Regions from separate parts of the Homo sapiens genome. Here region 1 is linked to region 2. Evidence: chromatin contacts called from ENCODE Hi-C or POLR2A ChIA-PET data. All regions are on one chromosome and are shown on one strand. Each heading gives the region's core, a stretch centred on a gene start or an enhancer-like site at or near the end of the contact. The rest is flanking DNA. Distances are from core to core; before and after follow the strand shown.

Evidence for each region. Hi-C counts contacts between places; a loop is a spot of excess contacts on that map. ChIA-PET counts read pairs that join two places held with the same protein, here RNA polymerase II (POLR2A). Pooled maps may share reads with other maps.
Region 1: a loop to region 2 is called in a pooled map, with 4 times the contacts of the local background. The contact joins two enhancer-like sites. A Hi-C loop is called at or near these places in 1 of 50 pooled maps. POLR2A ChIA-PET finds 5 or more read pairs at or near these places in 3 of 52 experiments (CD4-positive, alpha-beta T cell, WTC11 and naive thymus-derived CD4-positive, alpha-beta T cell).

What each region holds. Positions count from the first base shown.
Region 1 is chr17:40,610,197-40,617,710 of GRCh38, reverse strand. No RefSeq gene overlaps it. Among named protein-coding and RNA genes, the nearest start is that of SMARCE1, 34 kb to the left of the region's middle. RefSeq lists enhancers at 1,933-2,522, 2,803-2,922. Within about 2 kb of position 2,215, at least 8 of the 41 ENCODE cell types and tissues checked have a DNase peak (open chromatin) inside an H3K27ac peak, as active enhancers do.
Region 2 is chr17:40,150,914-40,157,784 of GRCh38, reverse strand. All of the region lies in intron 3 of CASC3 (CASC3 exon junction complex subunit), which reads right to left. Among named protein-coding and RNA genes, the nearest start is that of MIR6866, 7.6 kb to the left of the region's middle. Within about 2 kb of position 4,249, at least 2 of the 41 ENCODE cell types and tissues checked have a DNase peak (open chromatin) inside an H3K27ac peak, as active enhancers do.

The DNA of each region.
Region 1 (7,514 bases), core at 966-3,465, 460 kb before region 2:
TGGGCCTTGATTGAGGAGAAAGAAGTAGGTATTAACTTGTAGGATATTTGAGTCGTTGTTAAATCAACTCTGTCCATTTGGAAACATGGTTCTTGGGTCAGAGGTGGCTGCTCTTGGAGGTGGTCCCATCCCTTCACTCTTTATAGCTCACCCTACTCTGTACCCCCAGAAAGAAGGAGCTGGAATACATCTGTGTGGAATTTCTTCTGGCCTCACCCTGAAAACCAACCCTCTCCCAAACTGGTAGACTGGGTAGATTTCTACACTGCCAGAAATTAACAAGATTTCTACCCCCTTTCTCCTGCCTAAACCAGCAAACTGGTCTGTCGTTCCCAAGCGCCCGGCTAGGTGCCCCCTGAGCCCACAGTCCTGATCCTCATGAGACTTCAGCTCTTCCAGATTCCTGGGAGAAATCTGCTATGGACCCTCCTTCCAGCTCTCTCCCCGGCCTCTTCCTGGAAAGCAAACAGCCACTTCTTCAGAAAATAAGATGGTAGACAGAGGCCATCCTCTGAGATCCAATGATAAATCTTGTCCTTTTGCTCATGCAGTACTTACTGATGGCTTAATGAAGAGCCAAGTGATGGGGGAAACTCAGAGGTGAAGGAGACCTGGGTTCAGCCCCAAGGAGTCAGAACCTTGGAGACAGAACAAAGAAATGAACCAAAACCCTCTGGCAGTTGTCATATGCATGGCCCCCTGAACCAGGGGAGCTCAGAAAGGGAAGACAGGCACTCCTAAGGGAAGGCCTCATGGAAGCACAGCTTCTGAGCAGTTGGGAGAGGGCAGCGGAAGTGGAGAGAAGGGGATTGCATGAGGGAGTGAAGGCTCTATGGGGAAAGTCCAGGGCAGAGATGGGAAGGAGCAGAGACTAGCCAGAAGGACAGGAGGGGCTGGCCAGTGCAGGCTGGGAGAGGCTCAGGGCTCTGATCCCCAACCCAGACTGAATCTAGGATCAACTCACCATACTTGTCTGAGAGGCATAAGAATGGGCCTCGGAGTGCATGAGGGGGAGAGGGGCCCTGTGTACCCAGGTCCTACAGTGGCTCATTTTCAGCCCTGCTGGCATGCCAAATGGCCCTGCGCTTGATCTCTGCCAAACAAAGTGAAGACTGCCCCTTCTCTCCTGACATCCCTGATCCCCAGCTTCTCTTCCAGTCCCAGTTTCCCAATCCCCAGCCAAAACTCCCAGGAGGCAGGAGAGGACCACCTAATCTCCCTTCCCAGCAAGTCCCCTTTCTGTTCTCAGTTCAACTGAGCCACACTACCGCCTTTCCCAAAGGGCGATGGGAACAGGGACCTGAATTTCTGGGACCATCTCTATTTCAAATACACTGGCCCCCTGGCGCCTTGGACCTTCACACTTGCCCGGTTGTGTGTTGCTGATTTTTAGTGCAGAGCATGAGGTCACCAGAGCAGGGGGCCCTGGATTGGGAGACTATGCCCTGGGACTGGGCATCAGGGCTCCAACGTGCAATGGTGAGGCTGCCTTGGTCCTGTGTAGCGCTCCCTCTCCTCCCCTCCCCACCACGCTTCCATTCCATCCTCACACTGTGTTTGTGTCCATGTCTGTCTGCATCAGGAGAACAGCCACCTCTTGGAGAACGAGGGCTCCATCTCATTTGCCTCCAGATTCTCCCTGCTTCCCACTAGCCAGCTGCATGTTTTGAGTTGTCAATGAAATCTGTTAAACAACAAGAAAATTTGGAAACATGCCTACTGGACTCTGGGGAAGATACCCCTGTCTTGGCAGTAGATACTGCACTTGGGAGCTCTCAACTGGGAGGGCTTGGGCCTTGGAGTCGGAGATCTCCAATAGCCAGGAGAGGCTGGTGGTTGGGAGAGATCAGCAGATGCTGAATCGGTGCTCGGAAGTCCAGCTCCTCCGCCTTCCATGGCCGAAGGGCTCCACCCAGAGGACAGTCAGCTTAATCCCTGTTCACACAGACCTTTCTCCACCAGGTGTAGAGAAGGCTCTGCCCAGCTTTCATGAAGAAACTCAGAAACCCCCAGTGCCTCTCCAGAATGACTGTAAAATACCTCCTTCTGCCAGAAGAGCCAGTCCTCAGCCCTTCCCTCCAGCCCCAGGAATGCCCCCTGTCTGCAAATAAGAGTGGAATTGGGGCAGTTCAGAATTCTGCCTCCCACCTGGGGGAGCTCTGAGAACCAAATGAGGCAGGCTGTAGATGGGAACAAGCTACAAAAAAAAAAAAAAGTACACAGCACTGTTCAAACCCTAGGGGGTTTTTGGTTGTTGTCTACAAGGCAAGAGGTGCTTTAAGAAAATTCTCCCCTCCTGTTTTCACTTCCTCTTCTCTCTCTTAACCCTGGGAAGGGGAAAATCCTACAAAGATTAGCAGCTGATGTGTGAAAGAACCAAAACAACATTCTTCTAGTTGCATTTTAACAGTATCTTCTGGCAGCCACCACGGGACTGGGTTCTGATGTTCCCAGCTCAAGGCCAGAAAGAATCACTGGATCAGAATGAAGCGTGCAGTTGGAAGAGATCTTAAAGGCCCTCTAGTCCAATGCACCAACACGCTGTCCTGTTAAAGTGTGTCAAATTGTGCCCTGGAGCATAGCCGCCTCCAGGTGAAGGGTGAGCACTACCATATCGGCAGCCCTGTTGAGGACATTGGCTCTGGGTTATGCTAAACCACATGGGCCCACTATCCACTCACCTGCGGCAGGGGCCGTGTTGTATTTCAATGGCACAGAGAACCCAGGGATGCCCTCATCCTGCCCAGCCTTGTTGTGATCCTCCTCTCACAACAAGTTCCCGGGGGAGCCAGGCCAAGGAGCTCATGAGAGGAAATGGGAGTCAAAGTCCCGCTGCTGTCCCCAGCTGCACCCACACCAGGGATGTCACCGAGCTCTGAGAACAGTTCCTAGACTAACTGGTATTGATCGTAATGAATCTTTGTGCTACACATGGTGCAAGGCCCTGGGATGAGCAAAACTGGGAGCAACCAGTAAGAGAGAAGGACATGTTCAGAGGGTCTGGGAAGTGGGAAAATGAGGTGTGAAGAGTGTAGCTAAAAGGTGGCCCCAGCAGGCCTCTGAGGGAAACCAAGCCATGACACACACTGACACTCTGCTCCGGTGCTGCCCCACACCTCCCCAGCCTGACGAACGCCTGCCCTGCTGTCAGGATGCAGCCCAAATGTGCCTTCCTCTGCAAAGCCTTTCCCAGCATCTCCACTTCCAGAGAGAGACCGACGCGCCCCCGTCTGTGGCTTAGACAGTCTGTGTCTTCTACCAAAGAAGGTGTTTCCAGCCTGAGGCACCATGGTATCCCCCAGAGCCTGGCTCATGATGGGTATTAAAGAAATATTTTTAATTAATTAATTAATTTTTTAACAATAGGGTCTCACTCTGTCACCCAGGCTGGAGTGCAGTGGCACAATCATAGCTCACTGCAGCCTCCAAGTCTTGGGCTCAAGCGATCCTCCCACCTCAGCCTCCCAAGTAGCTAAGACTACAGGTACACTGCTCTGTCTGGATTTATTTTTTAATTTTTTGTAGAGACAAGGTCTCGCTATGTCACCCAGGCTAGTCTTGAACTCCTGACCTCAAGGGATCCTCCTGCCTCAGCCTCCCAAAGTGCTGGGACTACAGGTGTGAGCCACTGCACCTGTCCTGAAGAAATATGTGTTGGCTTTCATATTTGTGCCCCAAGTGACTAATACAATATATTACAGAATAGAAGCTGGGCAAATATTCCATGAATGAATGAATGAATGAATGAATGAATGAATACCAAATGGTTATAGGGCTCACATATGGCCAGCCCTAACGACAGGTAACCTATCTCCCACCATTTATGTTTCCCACAGAGCTTCACAGAGAAGCAACCACTTCACTGGAAAGACCAACTCAACTCAATAAATATTTACTAATATTTACAATAAATATTACAACTCATCCAATAAATATTTACTGAGCTCCTACAATGTATCAGGCTCTGTTCTAGGTGCTGGGGACACAACAATGTACAAAACACAAAGCCCTCTGCCTTAGGGAGTTCCCATCCAGTGGAGAAAGAGGCCGACTGTGCCGGTTGTGTCACGCACACTTGCTCTTTCCACTCACACCTTCCCCCTCTCCACCCCAGGACCCGCTTGTGATCCTGCCTCCTTCCAAGAGAACCTGCACCTTGATTTCCCCTTCCCAGCAAGTCCCTGTCTGTCCTCAGTTCAACTAAGCCACACTACTGCCTTTCCCAAAAGGCAATGGGAACAGGGACCTGAATTCCTGGTCTCATTGCCCTTTGGGCATCTCGATTTCAAATATGCTGGCCCCCTAGTGCCTTGGACCTTCACATTTGCCTGATCATGTGTTGCTGATTTTTAGTGCAGAGCATGTGGTCACCAGAGCCGAGGGCCCTGGACTGGGAGACTCTGCCCTGGACAGTGTCTTCCCGAGGGGTAAGGGATGAGTGAGTCGCGAAGGGTAACTGGAAGGGAGTAATGGGGTGATGGCAGTCATCAGTGGCAGATTCGAGGGAGGTGCTACTTTTGCTTCCTGGTCCTCAGATCTCACTCTGCATCCGCTGACAGCGTCTTCTGCCTTTGGGTGGAACTGGCCCCCCTGTTTTAATTAAACTGAATTAAATAGAATCAGCTTTCATAACTGGATGATGCAGAAATGTCCTGACAGTCACCCTCGCCCGGGGCACCTTGCCAGCACTGGGTCTTTGAAGTGTCCTGATCCCTGGTTTCCTCCTCAGGTGCGTCACTAGCTTCTCTGGCTACCTGGTTTCCGGCAAGGAGTCTGTTAGCGCTCACACTTGTTTTTTTGCAAGCGTTTGGAGAGGAGGTTGCAAGGCTCTGGGATGACAGTTTGCTGGAATGTGGGCACTGTTCTTAGGCAGCATTGCCCACTTTCCCGGGTGGCATGACTACCTCACTAGGCACTGGAGGCGGGTGCTGAAAGGCTCTGAGAGACTCACTTGCACAGAATGAGGGGGTGTGCATCAGCTTTAGAGACTTGGCCAATATGGTTTTCCCACAAAGAAAGGCACCCAGCACACTCTCAATAAAGACTCATTAATTTGAAAAAAAAAAAAAAAAAAGATACAAAATGCCTGAGAACAACTGTCTAAGTTGTCATGTGGTGAATGGTTGCAAAACAATATTATAGCAAATGATCTTTTTTTAAAAAAATTTGTTTCTTTTTATTTAATAATATACCTTCCAGCAAATGACCTTCTCTGAATTAGGTTTTCATGACATGGATTTGTTAAAGGTTTGAAGTGAATTGCATCCTTCCTGAATTACCTTTTCCTGCATCCTCGATAAAGTTGAGAGGCTGGTGGCTCCTGAAAGTAGCAATCATCTTTACATAATCCTTTTCACAACCACAGCACAAGGGAGGGGTGTCAGTATGCTCCCACACCAGAAGAAAGCCTTATGATTCTGCAATCATGGGGAATTCAAAAGATAGTGTTGTGCTGTACGGTCCGCATTTCATAGTTAATAAGTAATATCCTCTTCACTCCTTTTCTTTTTCTGCCAGTAAATTGAGCTTGGCAGGCCTGCTATTTTCCTTATAATGCCAACTGATGAAATTGCCTCCCAAATGCAAGCCATCGTCATTAACACAAGTGTCTCAGAAGGAGATGCAGAAGATGGCCTCCTTCCCCTCCAGCTGGGGAGAGACAGCTGCCACTCTACATTAAAAAGCCAGTTCAAAGAATCAGATATGATAAAGTGTTAGGTTGAAAACTTTCACAAGAACATAAATCTTGCTCTTCGGGGCAACAAGCAGACTCATGTGAATATTCATCACTGTTCCTGGTAAGTCTTGGGTTGAATAAATCTGTCCCTGGACTCATTTCGTTCAACAAAAGGGATCTCGCAAGGCTCCTAAGACTTTATTTTTCGTTTCTCCTAGTTAGTTAGTTAGAGTTAGGATTTCACTCTGTTGCCCAGGCTGGAGTGCACTGGCTCGATCATAGCTCACTGCAGCCTCCAACTCTTGGACTCAAGCGATCCTCCTGCCTTAGCCTTCCGAGTACCCAGTATTACAGGCACGCACCACCATGCCTGGCTATTTTCTTTTTAATTTTTTGTACAGATGGGGGTCTCACCATGTTGCTCAGGCTGGCCTCAAACTCCTGGCCTCAAGTGACCCTCCTGCCTCAGCCTCCCAAAGCGCTGGAATTACAGGTGTGAGCCACCACACCCAGCCAAGACTCCTAAGGCTTTAGAAATAGTTGCCTTGTCCTCTAATAAGAAACCCCCAAAGAGAGCTGTAATTCTGACTGGTTTTCTCACTTGGGAATGGTTGTCTTGGAAGGAGCATTGCAGCTGACATCTCTGTATTTCTAAACTGTTTTGTGGGCTTTCTCTATGAAATCAGGAGTCACTGCCACATTCCTCTTCTTCCACTTGCACAGTAGGGCAAATGAAACCTAAGTCCATGCTGGCTATATAAACACAACTTGAAAGGCTCAGTTGTTGAAATTAACAGGAATAAGCATTTTTTCCCTATTGAATCACCTATTGGATCATTCAAAATTCACAGTGGGGCCAGGCACAGTGGCTCATGCCTGTAATCTCAGCATTTAAGGAGGCCAAGGCTGGAGATCACTTGAGCCCAGGAGTTTGAGATAAGCCTGGGCAAAATAGTGAGACCCTATCTCTACAAAAAAAAAAAAAAAAAAAGGATTAGCTGGGCATGGTGGTGAGAGCCTATATTCCCAGCTACTTGGGAGGCTGAGGTGGGAGGATCGCTTGAGCCCAGGAGGTCGAGGCTGCAGTGAGCCGAGATTGCACCACTGCACTCCAGCTGGGGACTTGTGCTCTCTCCCTGCTCTCTCTGCCTCTTCTCTCCCCTAGAAGCCCTCCTGGTCCAACCTGAACTTCTCCTTTAGATCCTTCAGTCTTCAGTGTGAAACAAGGTGAGTCTTTATCACTAAATCCCTTTCTCTTTGTTTTGTTTTACCAATGATTTTTCCTCATCTGGGATAAAGGGTGGGGAAGGAAAGAGGGGAGTGAGGGAAGTGAGTGATGGGAAAAGCAATAATCACTCATCACTAACAGTCACTCATTAAAAAGCAGCATCTCAATTAAAACTATGAAACTATGTTCATCGAGTTCAGTCTCACCCTGCAGAGTCAAATTTTGACTTTCAGTTGCCCCCATCAGGTCTAGTTGAGACTGATTAGTCAGACATAAATCATGGAGCTGGCTCATTCTCAGGACCCTTCAGGACTTCTCAGAAGCAGCAGCACTCTCATGTCCACAGTCTATTTCCCTGACCACCCCCAACACACACAAAAAATTACATCTTCTTATAAGTGTAATCGACCTGATTCTGAGAACTGTTCTCATTGGTTGCAGTTTGCTGAAGTGTAACCAACTACTGTGCCCTTGGAGCTCACATCATTCCCTTCCATGAGGCTGCTACTTCTCCATCCCAGTCTTGGCTAATCAAAACCCCACTCTCCACTGGTTAAACACATTCAATACACCCTTATCATGGACCATGAGGCAGGCATTAAAAGTGAT
Region 2 (6,871 bases), core at 3,000-5,499:
TCCAGTTGACTTAGTAGTTAAGTTTTGGGTGAGTCAAAAGTTATACTTGGAATTCTTACTGCAACAGGGATAGGTGTCCTTTATATTTTATTTATTATTTATTTATTTTGGAGACAGAGTCTTGCTCTGTCGCCCAGGCTGGAGTGCAATGGCGCGATCTCAGCTCACTGCAACCTCCACCTCCTGGGTTCAAGCAATTCTTATGCCTCAGCCTCCTGAGTAGCAGGGACTACAGGCGTATGCCACCACTCCCAGCTATTTTCGTACTTTTAGTAGAGATAAGGTTTCACCATGTTGCCCAGGCTGGTCTCAAAGTCCTGAGCTCAGGCAAGCCGCCCACCTCGGCCTCCTGAGGTGCTGGGATTACAGGCATGAGGCACCACGCCCAGCCCCTTTTAATTAATTAATTAATTAATTTATTTATTTATTTATTTATTTATTTGAGACGGAGTCTCGCTGTTGTCCAGGCTGGAATGTAGTGGTGCAATCTCAGCTCACTGCAAACTCTGCCTCCCAGGTTCACGCCATTCTCCTGCCTCAGCCTCCCGAGTAGCTGGGACTACACGCACCCGCCACCAAACCTGGCTAATTTTTTGTATTTTTAGTAGAGACGGGGTTTCACCATGTTAGCCAGGATGGTCTCGATCTCCTGACCTCGTGATCCACCCGCCTCGGCCTCCCAAAGTGCTGGGATTACAGGCGTGAGCCACCGCGCCCGGCCAACCCCCTTTTATTTTTTTAACAGATGGGGTCTCACTGTATCACTCAGGGTAGAGTGTAGTGGTGTGATCATGGCTTGCTGCAGCCTCAAACTCCCGGGCTCGAGTGATCCTCCTGCCTCAGCCTCCTGAGTAGCTGGGACTGCAGGCACGTGCCATCATGCCCAGCTAATTTTTGTCCTTTTTTTTGTAGAGACAGGGTCTTGCTTTCTTGTCCAGGCTAGTCTCAAACTCTTGGACTCAAGTGATCCTCCTGCCTTGGCCCACTAAAGTGCTCAGATTAGAAGCATGAGTGACTGTACCCAGACAGGATAGGCACTCTTAACTCCCATGTTGTCCAAAGGTCAACTATTTTATTTTTTTAATTTTTTTTTATTGAAACGGAGTCTCACTCTGTCGCCCCAGCTGGAGTGCAGTGGCTGGATCTCGGCTCACTGCAAGCTCCGCCTCCCGGGTTCATGCCATTCTCCTGCCTCAGCCTCCCAAGTAGGTGGGACTACAGGCGCCCGCCACCATGCCCGGCTAATTATTTTTTGTATTTTCAGTAGAGACGGGGTTTCATCGTGTTAGCCAGGATGGTCTCGATCTCCTGACCTCATGATCCGCCTGTCTCGGCCTCCCAAAATGCTGGGATTATAGGCATGAGCCACCGCGCCTGGCCGTTCAAAGGTTAACTATTTTGGCCTTGAGTGTTTTGGGTTAGGACTCTCAGAAAGGTAACAGAATAGAGGGAGACTGTTTGACTATACCCACACTATCAGAATCAAGCCTTTACCTATAGCTTTTTAACAACTGAGCACCATTGATTCTTCCCATTTCCCTTAATTACATGAAGTTTTTCCTCCTCAAGACTAGGATGGGTAGGTGGCAATCATTCAGTTCTTTCCTTGATCCTATGTTCCCTGAAGATTTTCAAGCAGAAATTACAATAACTTGGTGTATGTGACTTTAATTCTCCATCTCCCTACACACACGTACTGATTTAATTCAAATACCTTTAAATAGTATTATCACATGATTAATAAGGAAAGCTTGTTTTATGCTCCACCCTCTGATCTGTGGTAGGATGTCAAATAAGGCAACTTTATTTTAAGTGAAAAACTAATTTTGTTTCCAGGGCAGAACAGATACAAATAGCATAGTACTGAGGAGGCTCCAAATTAGTCAAAGCTTAGTCTAACTGAAGCCAAGGTGCTACCACACGGTCACACTGCTTTGGCAAAGGGATGTCATCAAAACCTTTTTCCAGAAGAGACAAACTCCCCTACATCACCCACCATTTCAGTGTACTCTTTCCAATTCTTACTAGCTCCACCCTGAAGGAACTGTTCCTTTGAAAAATTCTAATACAGAAGTTTTAGCTCATTCTTCTACTTCCCACATATTTCAGACTAAGAGATGGAGTTGGTATCCTTATTCTCAATGTCTCTTTCAGATCTAACTCCTCTAGCCTCATTTTAATAAACCCCGGCTCCTCCGAGGCCACGGGCCTGTCGTTGACAGGAAGACTTTAGCACTGAGGTCAGTCTTCACCTGCACTTCAGCCATCCATTTCCATGGCTGCACTCCAAACCAGTCTTACCTAGAACTGCTATGCTTTATTATAAGTAAAACTGCTCCACTTTTAAAACCTTAAATATAATTAGCTGAGCGTGGTGGCTCATGCCTGTAATCCTAGCCACCCGGGAGGCTGAGGCAGGAGAATCGCCTGAACCCAGGAGACAGAGGTTGCAGTGAGCCAAGATAGCGACACTGCACTCCAGGCTGGGTGACAGAATGAGACTCCATCTCAAAAAAACAAAACAAAACAAAATAAAACCTTACGTATAAACACCCGAGTCATGGACCAAAATCGTCACGTGCAAAAGAATGAAGTTGGCCAGGCGCAGTGGCTCATGCCTGTAATCCCAGCATTTTGGGAGGCCAAGATGGGTAGATCACGAGGTCAGGAGATCGAGATCATCCTGGCTAACACGGTGAAACCCCATCTCTACTAAAAATACAAAAAATCAGCTGGGCGTGGTGGCGGGTGCCTGTAGTCCCAGCTACTCGGGAGGCTGAGGCAGGAGAATGGCATGAACCCGGGAGGCAGAGCTTGCAGTGAACCTAGATAGCGCCACTGCACTCCAGCCTGGGTGAAAGAGCGAGACTCCATCTCAAAAAACAAAAAGAATGAAGTTAGACCCTTACTTTACCCCACATATAAAAACTAACTCAAAATGAATCAAAGACCTAAATTTAAGAGTTGAAACTATAAAACTCTTAGAAGAAAACACAGGAGTAAATACTCATGACTCTCAGTTTGGCAAATGACTCTTAGATACCTAACACCAAAAGCATCTGCAACAAAAGGAAAAACATAAACCAGGCTTCATCAAAACTAAAACCTTTGTCCTTGAAAGAACACTATAAAGAAAGTGAACAATCCACAGAAAGGGAACACATATTTGCAAATCATATCTGATAAGGGACTTACATCTAGAATACAGAATATATAGAGAACTCTTACATCTCAATTAAAAAAAAAAAAATGGCCAAGCGCAGTGGCTCACACCTGTAATCCCAGCACTTTGGGAGGCTGAGGTGGGCAGATCACCTGAGGTCAGGAGTTCAAGACCAGCCTGGCCAACATGGCAAAACCTCGTCTCTACTAAAAATACAAAAATTAGCCGGGCATGGCAGCGCACACCTGTAATCCCAGCTACTTTGGGCAAAGATCAAGTGTGGTGGCTGATGCCTATAGTCTCAACTACTGAGGAGGCTGAGGTGGGAAGACTGCTTGCTTGAGCCCAGGAGTTTGAGACCACTCTGGATAATACAGCAAGACCTTGTCTCTAAAAAAAATAAAAACAATAATTAAAAATTAATTTTTAAAAAATTGCCTAGGTATCTGAATAGTCATTTCTTCAAGGAAGATACACAAATGGCCAATAAGCACCAAAAAAAAAAAAAAAAAAAAACGCTCAGCATCATTAGTCATCAGGGAAATGCAAATCAGAATGAGAAAACATCTCATACCTAATAGGACATCTAGAATCAAATCGGCTCACTGCAACCTCTACCTCCCGGGTTCAAGTGATTCTTATGCCTCAGCCACCTGAATAGCTGGGATTACAGGCGCGTGCCACAGTGGCTGGCTAATTTTTGCATTTTTAGCAGAGACGAGGTTTCGCCATGTTAGCAAGGCTGGTCTGGAACTCCTGATCTCAAGTGATCCGTCTGACTCGGCCTCCCAAAGTGCTGGGATTATAGGCGTGAGCCACCGTGCCCCGCCAAAAAAAAAAAGTTTTAGACAGGTCTATGTTGCCCAAGCTGGTCTCGAACTCCTGGGCCCAAGAAATCCTACTGCCACAGCCTCCTGAGTAGCTGAGAGTACAGGCATGCACCTGGGTAAATAACACAACAAGTGCTGTTAAGGATATAGAGAAACTGGAACCCTCATACACTGCTGCTAGTCACGTAAAATGGTGCAGCACCTTGGAAACAGTATGGCGGTTCTAGTTCCTCAAATGATTACAGAGTTACCACATGACTCAGCAATTCCATTCCTAGGTACATAGTCAAAAAGAAGTGAAAACATATGTCCCCATAAAAACATGTACACTAATGTTTGTAGCAGAATTATTCATAATAACCAAAAGATGGAAATAAGCTATGGAAATAACTCGTGTCTGTTGTTGGGTGAATGGATAAAGAAAATGTGGAACACACGAACAATGGAATCTAATTCTGCCCTAAAAAAAAAATTTTGACATTTGTGACAACAAATGGATGAACCTAGACGGAACTATGCTAAGTAAAATAAGCTAGACACAGAAAGATAACCACCACATGATCTCAAGTCAAACTCATAGAAACAGAGAGTAGGAAGGGGGTTTCTAGGGCTTAAGGGTAGCGAAAATGAGATCGTGGTAAAAGGATATAAAACTTCAGTTATAAGTTCTGGAGACCTAATGTACAGCATGGTAACCATAGTTAATAATAACTTACTGGTTGGGCGTGGTGGCTCACACCTGTAATCCCAGCACTTTGGGAGGCCGAGGTGGGCAGATCATGAGGTCAGGAGTTCGAGACCAGCCTGGGCAACATGGTGAAACCCTGTCTCTACTAAAAATAAAAAAATTAGCCGGGCGTGGTGGTGGGCGCTTGTAATCCCAACTACTCAGGAGGCTGAGGCAGAAGAATTGCTTGAACCTGGGAGGCAGAGACTGCAGTGAGCCGAGATTGTAACACTGCACTCCAGCCTGGGCTACAGAGCAAGACTGTCTAAAATAATAATAATAATAGCGTACTGTATACTTGGTCAGGCATGGTGGCTCATGCCTGTAATCCTAATACTTTGGGAAGCTGAGGCTGGAGGATTGCTTGAAGCTGAGTTCAAGACCAGCCTGGGCAATACAGCGATTCTTTGCCTCTACAAAAAATTTGTTTAAAAATTAGCTGGGCGGCTGGGCATGGTGGCTCACGCCTGTAATCCCAGCACTTTGAGAGGCTGAGTGGGTGGATCACCTGAGGTCGGGAGCTCGAGACCAGCCTGACCAACATGGAGAAACTCCACCTCTACTAAAAATACAAAACTAGCTGGGCTTGGTGGCGCATGACTGTAATCTCAGCTACTTGGGAGGCTTAGGCAGGAGAACCGCTTGAACCCAGGAGGCAGAGGCTGCAGTGAGCTGAGATCATGCCACTGCACTCCAGCCTGGGCAACAAGAGTGAAACTCCGTCTCAAAAAAAAAATAAAAATAAAAACAAATAAATAAATTAGCTGGGCATGGTAGTGCACGCCTGTAGTCCCAGCTATTGAGGAGGCTGAGGTGGGAGGATTGCTTAAGCCCAGGAGTTTGAGGTTGCAGTGAGCTATAACTGCATCACTGAACTCCAGCTTGGGTGACAAAGGTTCTGTCTCTTTTTAAACCATGTAAAATAAAAATAAATAACATATTGTAAACTTGAAATGTGCTGAGAGTAGCTCTTCGGTGTTCTCATCACACACATACAAAAAGGTTAACTAGGTGAGGTGATAGATACGTTAATTAGCTTAACTGTGGTACTCCACAATGTACACATATATCAAGATGCCACACTGTATGTGTTAAATGTATACAATTTTTATTTGTGAGTTATACCTCAATAAAGCTGGGGTGGGGAGGCAGAAAGAAGGAATGAAGTACTGATACATGCTACAAGTCAGATGAAAACATTATACTGAAAGAGGCCAGACACATAAATCTACATATTACATAATTCCATTCATATGAAAGGCCAGAATAGGAAAATCAACAGAGACAGAAAGTAGATTTGCGGTTGCTTGAGGCTACGGGAAGGATGGGAGAACTGGGTTTCTTCCTTCCTTTTTTTTTTTTTTTTTTTTGAGATGAAGGTCTCACTCTGTTACTCAAGCTGGAGTGCAGTGGTATGATCACAGCTCCCTGCAGCCTTGACCTCCTGGGCTCAAACAATTCTCCTGCCTCAGCTTGCCAAGTAGCTGGGACTACAGGTGCACGCCACCACGCCTGGCTAAATTTTTTATTTTTTATAGAGATAAGGTCTTACGGGCCAGGCGTGGTGACTTACGCCTGTAATCCCAGCACTTTGGGAAGCTGAGGTGGGTAGATCACTTGAGACTGGGAGTTTGAGACCAGCCTGGCCAAAATGACAAAATTCCATCTCTACTAAAAATACTAAAAATTAGGCAGGCATATGGCACATACCTGTAACCTCAGCTATCCGGGAGGCTGACGAACGAGAATCACTTGAACCCCAGAGGGTCAAGTTGCAGTGAACCAAGATTGTGCCACTGCACTCCAGACTGGGTGACAGAGCAAGACTCTGTCTCAAAAACAAACACACAAACAAATAAAAAGAGATGAGGTCTCACTATGTTGCCCAGGCTGGTCTCGAACTCCTGGGCCGACCATTCCTCCTGCCTCAGCCTCCTGAGTAGCTGAGTACAGGCACGCACCTGGCTAAATTATGCACTTTATAAATAAATGAACTGTACGTTCTGTGAATTGTATCTCAATAAAGCAGTTTTTTTTCTTTTTTTCTTTTTTGAGAGGGAGTCTCACTCTGTCGCCCAGGCTGGAGTGCAGTGGCGTGATCTCGGCTCACTGCAAGCTCCACCTCCCGGGTTCACACCATTCTCCTGCCTC